Linked DNA regions of Homo sapiens: region 1 is linked to region 2. Evidence: read pairs that join two places in POLR2A ChIA-PET (ENCODE). Cell type or tissue: Panc1. All regions are shown on one strand. Each heading gives the region's core, and the rest is flanking DNA. Links, peaks and the distances in the headings are about the cores only. Region 1 holds the start of SSC5D (scavenger receptor cysteine rich family member with 5 domains). Region 2 has its middle 5.5 kb from the start of ZNF784.

Region 1 (2,897 bases), core at 208-2,707, 130 kb after region 2:
CAGAGGTGGGGGCCTAGGCCCCCCGAGTCCCCAAGGAGAATGGATCACTCACCAAGGAGGCAGGCCAAGACCCTCATGGTTGCAGCCAGGGCAGGGGATGGGGTGAAAGGGGAAGGAGAGCGGGGAGAGAAGAGGAGGAGGCAGCTGGGGAGAGAGGGAGGGAGGGAAGTGCCTGCTGGAGGCGCCCAGGCCCGAGGAGGAGCAGGCAGGGCTGGACGCTTTGCCAGGAGGAAGAAAGAGGCTGCAGGGAGGCGGCAGGGGACGGTGGGGGGGAGGGGGGGCGGGAGGGGGCTGGCCGTCTGCTGAGGCATGGGGGGGAGGGGGGTGGCGGGCGGGAGGGAGGGTGTCCAACTGCAGACACCCACACGGGAGATGGAGACGACGGCCAGGCAGGCTCCAGCCAGCAAAGTGCTGTGCCCAGAGATGCTTAGGGGGTGGCCGGCTGCAGGAAGGCACAGGACAGGGGTTGGGGGACGTGTGCGGGGGGGGCGCAGCATGAGCGGGAGGGGCGCCCACCTGCTGTCTCCCCTCTTGTCTGGTCAGGGAAATCCAGTGAGACCACTGCTAGGGTTGGGGGCTGGGCAGACCTGGGGTTCTTGGTGCAGCAGCAAGAAGATTTGCAGCCAGACACCAGGAGGGACTTCCTGGGTTAGGAAAAGAGACTGAAAGACCCGGCCCTCCAGTCCTCCCACTCACTGGTGGATCTGAGTGTGAAGCCCCCAGTCCCCAGCTGAGAGAGGAGAGGTTGAACTTCACTGTCCCAGAGGGAGCTGGGGTCGGGGGATAAGCAGCACAAGGGTCAAGGCTTGGGAAGGGGAGGGGCTCCACACACTCTTCCACACACTCACACACACACACACACACCCCACTGCCTGCACACCAGGCAGCTGTGAGGCGGAAAAAATTCGGTAATGGGGAGCGTGACTCAGAAGGGCTGGCAGGGCCTCGGGCTGCCCCTGAGCTCACAGCCTCCCCTTCTCCCAGTCCAGCACCGTCCCCCAACAATTAATGTTAACTGGGGAAAGGAGAAGCCAGACAGAAATGGGCGGGGGTGTCCGGAGACAGACTGGGAAAGCCATCAGAGAAGAGACAGGCACACAGCGGTTTCAGGCTTTATTAACAAACGGTGTAAAAAACCAGACGGATCTGGAGGAAGGGACAGGGCTGCCCGTCTCAGCTCTCAACCTTCCCAGAGAGGGGCCAGGCCTGGCAGCCCTGTGCGTCGCGCCTCCTAAGCAGTCAACCTTGTCCCCTCCAAGGACAGGCATCTGACCCAATCCAGGTCCCAGGGAGGCGGAGTCGCAAACCCTAACTCTGGGGTGTATTCTGCTCGGCCTCCTCTCCCCCTCCCCAGATAGCTCTCCCAGCCTGGGGCACGGACAGCACAGACTTTGCAGACATCACCCGGGGAGGTTTCTCAGTGCAGACAGGAGCTGAGGTAGGGGTTGGAGAGGCTGACCTCGAGAGGCCCCCGAGGGCCAGGAAGGAAAAGGAGTCATTCCACTCTGAGAAGCTCAAACACAACAGACTTCACACTGCTGACGGGTGGACAGAGGCCAGGCTCCTCCCCTCGGCAGGCCTCTGTTTCTGGGCCCAGGGTGGTTGAGGACTCACTGAGGGAGAGCAGGTAAAAGAACCCGCAGACAGTAGGCGATCATCAGGTGCTGGCGCCCCTCCCTCCTCCCCTGCCCTGGCTGTCAGTCTGTAGCTTCACAGGTCTTTGCTGAATTCCCTCACCAGCGTGTAGCCCAGGCAGCCCCAGCCCCCCTCGGCCTGGTAGCCACAGCCCTCCAGCATCCCTCCCACCCCCCAGGCGGCCACAGCCACGGGGACCACGAGCCGGGCCCGGGGCTCCCCCATGCCCCCAGCCCAGGCCCGAGCCCGGGCCTCCGCGAAGGCCAGCAGCCTCCTGCCCACGCCCCGGCGGCGGTGCCAGCGAGAGACAGACAGGCGGGTGACCCGGGCCCCGTCCCCTGCATTTGTGCCAGGGGCCAGAGCCAGGACCCCACACACGTCACCGGAGCCCCGCACGGCCACCCAGGGGCCCCCCAGGCCACCCGGCGGAGGCAGCGAGCCCCATCGGGCCCGCAGGCCCAGCTTCACGGCGGCCACAGCCAGGAACACCGGCAGGAGGAGGGCCAGGGCGAAGGAAGCCAGGACAAAGCGCAGGCCGCTGCTGGCCGCCGCCAGGAGGAGCAGGGCCGGCGGCCGTGTCAAGGCATGGAGGGCCACGCGGTTTTCCGTGTCCTTCACGCCGGCCTGTGGGCAGGAGGGGTGGCTCAGCCATCCGAAACGCTAGGGCCTCCTGGACAAAGAGAGGAGGTAGACCCTGCCCGGGGCGGGGTGAGAGCTCCCAAATGGGAAGGGAAGGCAGCACAGTCCGATGTTCAGTGTGGCACACTGGGTATGGAGTGAATGAATGAACGAGAGCGAATGATGGATGGATGAGTGAATTAGGAGCTGTGGGGGCACTCAATTCAGTAGCAATGCCGCAGTGAGGCCCCAGGGAAGTAAGGACAGGGAGGTTGCCTCAGGCTGGAGTGGAGGCTGGAGGGAGGCTGCTGGGCTAGGTTGGGGTGCTGGGCTGTGCTTTGAAGAGTTGGGGTCCGAGGCACAGAGCTGGCTGTTGTGCTGGCGTGCACAGCCGACTGGAGATGGGAGACCAGGGAGGGCGTTGGTGCTGGGGTCCCAGTAGGGCTGGGGGGGTGAGCCCCCACCTGCCACACCTGCTGTGGTTTTCAGCAGCAGGGCGGCTGAGGCTCAGGAGGAAAAGATCCCGCTCCAGGGGTCCAGGCTGGCTCAGGTGGGTGGGAGGGGGTGGCTGAATCCACTTGCAATTCCCCCACTGCAGCCACTCCCAGGCCCCCTGGGGCCCCTGCCTCTCACCTTCAGCATCT
Region 2 (2,897 bases), core at 249-2,748:
ACTCAACATGCTTTGCATGCTTGTTGAGTGAGAGCCTCTGATTTGCACACCTTTCTGTTCACCCAGTGGGCCCCATGAGATAACTCACAGGCAACTCACAATGTGAACAGAACTCATTCCATTTTCCTCAAAGAAACCTCCATGCTTCTGATGTCATTGGCACCACCACCCAAGCTGGATACCTGGGCAGGTTTAAACCTTCTTCATCCTCATTCTTATGTCCAGTCCCTTATCAGTTTCCCTCAGTTGAGCCAGTTAATATCTTTGGAACTGGAACGTGTTTTCGGCATCACTACACTTGTAGACCAACAGTGGTCTCACACACAGACAACTGCACAGCAGTCCAGTGCCTGCATTTTTTTTTTTTTTTTTTTTTTTTTTTTTTTTTTTTTTTTTTTTTGAGATGGAGTTTTGCTCTTGTTGCCCAGGCTGGAGTCCAATGGCACAATCTCTGCTCACTGCAACCTCTGCCTCCTGGATTCAAGCACTTCTGCCTCAGCCTCCTGAGTAGCTAGGATTACAGGTGGGCGCCATCACGCTCAGTTCATTTTTGTATTTTTAGTAGAGATGGGGTTTCATCATGTTGGCCAGGCTGGTCTCAAATTCCTTACCTCAGGTGATCTACTCGCCTCGGCCTCCCAAAGTGTTGGGATTACAGGCGTGAGCCACTGCACCCGGCCACCTGCCCTCTTCATTCTCCATATGGCATCCATGCAGATCCTTGTCACCAAGACACAGCTCCTTGTGGCTTTGAGACGATTTGGAAATGTGAATGCCTACAGGAGCTGGGTGAAAATGTAAATACACGAGCAAGACGGCCAGGTTCAAGGGGAAAATATCAGCAACATGAAATAATGGCGATTGCCACCAGGTCTCAGAATTGGTATTCAACAAATTGGAGAGTGCCTCTTCAGAAGAGGGTAATGGCTGCTCAGCTCCGGAACACAGATTGGGTTGCCACATCTTCCAGTTTCTTTCAGAAGTTCCATTAGTTCACATTATGTAAAATCTTTTGATTTCCCAATGTTGGCAGTCAAGTCAAACTTTTTAAAAAATGCACAGACTAAACAAAAATGTGTTAGTGGTCATATTCGGCCTTGCAGCTGCCAGTTTCCAGCCTCTAGCCTATAAAATCACCCAAGCCCCACAGTTTGGAATTCAAGACCCTTCAGGGTTTAGCCCCCAGGAACCCAACCTCCAGCCATACTAATCTGTCTTAAATGCTCCAGAATAGCAGGGTTTAGTTCAACACACTAAACTCTCCGCCTGGAAATCTTTGCCACTTCTTTTTTTTTTTTTTTTTCTTATTTATTTATTTTTTTGAGACAGAGCCTTGCTCTGTCGCCCAGGATGGAGTGCAGTGGCATGATCTCGGCTCACTGCAAGCTCCGCCTTCTGGGTTCATGCCATTCTCCTGCCTCAGCCTCCCGTGTAGCTGGGACTACAGGCGCCTGCCACCTGCTCCCACCACCACACCCGGCTGATTTTTTGTATTTTTAGTAGAGACAGGGTTTCACCGTGTTAGCCAGGATGGTCTGGAGCTCCTGACCTCGTGATCCACCTGCCTCGGCCTCCCAAAGTGCTAGGATTACAGGCATGAGCCACCGTGCCCGGCCTCTTTGCCACTTCTTTACCTGGAAAACTCCAGTTGGTTTATGTCATCGTTCAGGGATCACCTTCTCCCCAAGAAGCTTTTCTAGCCCCCCTTCCACTCTGACAGGTGACTCCTCTGTGCTCCCTCAAGCCCTAGTGATACTTCCAAGTCCCTTACACTGTGAGGCTCCATTTCCATGTTACTGCTGAACCCTGAACCCTGGGGGCACTGGCACAACGTCTGTCTCATGCTGGGTCTTCAGCATTAGAACATGGAGCCACACAGGGTAGCTGCTCTCCCATGGGTCACACAGGACTCACCCAAGCAGCGCTCTTACCTAGTTTCATCTTCAAGTTTCTTTTTTTCCTTTTTTTTTTTTTTTTTTTTTTTTGAGATGGAATCTCGCTCTTGTCGCCTAGGCCGGAGTGCAGTGGCGCAATCTCAGCTCACTGCAACCTCCACCTCCTGGGTTCAAGTGATTCTCCTGCCTCAGCCTCCCGAGTAGCTGGGATTACAGGCACCTGCCATCACGCCCAGCTAATTTTTGTACTTTTAGTAGAAAGGATGGTTCACCATGTTGGCCAGACTGGTCTCGAACTCCTGACCTCAGGTGATCTGCTCGCCTTGGGCTCCCAAAGTACTGGGATTACAGGCATGAGCCACTGCACCTGGCCTCATCTTCAAGTTTCTGTACTGAAGTACTCTGGGACTGAAGTCCAAATTATTTATTTGTTGAGATGGAGTCTCACTCTGTCACCCAGGCTGGATGCAGTGGTGCGATCTCAGCTCACTGCAATCTCTGCCTCCTGAGTTCAAGTGATTCTCCTGCCTCAGCCTCCTGAGTAGCTGGGATTACAGATGCCCACCACCATGTCCAGCTAAGTTTTGTATTCTTAGTAGAGATGGGGTTTCACCACTTTGGCCAGGCTGGTCTCAAACGCCTGACCTCAAGTGATCTGCCCGCCTCGGCCTCCCAAAGTGCTGGGATTACAGGCGTGAACCACCATGCCTGGCCTGGAGTCCAAATTCTGTGGATTTTTGAGATGTCCCTGGAGCACCTTTGTTCTTCAGGACCCCAGGCCCTTCTTCTAACAAATGAGATAACTAAACACACATTGCCAGGCATACATCTTGCTGTTCCCAGAGCCAACATGAGAGCTGTGAACGGGCTTTTGAATCTCCCAATCATTACCCTGGAGGACAAGTGCTAAGAGGGAGCTGTATCATGACCATCAGTCTGCACATGGTTGTGAGGCAGCCACGGCAGCCGGATGGGAGTTCTCTTTTGTGTTACTTGAGGCCA

The links. Peaks named below come from ENCODE experiments on the same cell type or tissue, not always from the same donor. Only the 100,000 strongest peaks of a DNase experiment are listed, where the experiment ranks them.
Region 1: POLR2A ChIA-PET joins it to region 2 with 13 read pairs; 24 of 35 experiments call an interaction of 5 or more read pairs at or near these places.

The regions. Positions count from the first base shown.
Region 1 is chr19:55,485,770-55,488,666 of GRCh38, reverse strand. It overlaps NAT14 (N-acetyltransferase 14 (putative)), which reads right to left. Exons shown (of 3, transcript NM_020378.4): 2 at 2,887-2,897; 3 at 1,101-2,259. The coding sequence ends at 1,711. SSC5D (scavenger receptor cysteine rich family member with 5 domains) reads right to left here and starts at 231. Exons shown (of 14, transcript NM_001144950.2): 1 at 53-231. The coding sequence starts at 77. RefSeq lists an enhancer at 2,840-2,897. In Panc1, for the core only: no CTCF peak of the experiment used is centred there; no DNase peak of the experiment used is centred there; H3K4me3 peaks cover 2,182 bases; H3K27ac peaks cover 2,286 bases.
Region 2 is chr19:55,617,628-55,620,524 of GRCh38, reverse strand. No RefSeq gene overlaps it. Among named protein-coding and RNA genes, the nearest start is that of ZNF784, 5.5 kb to the left of the region's middle. In Panc1, for the core only: no CTCF peak of the experiment used is centred there; no DNase peak of the experiment used is centred there.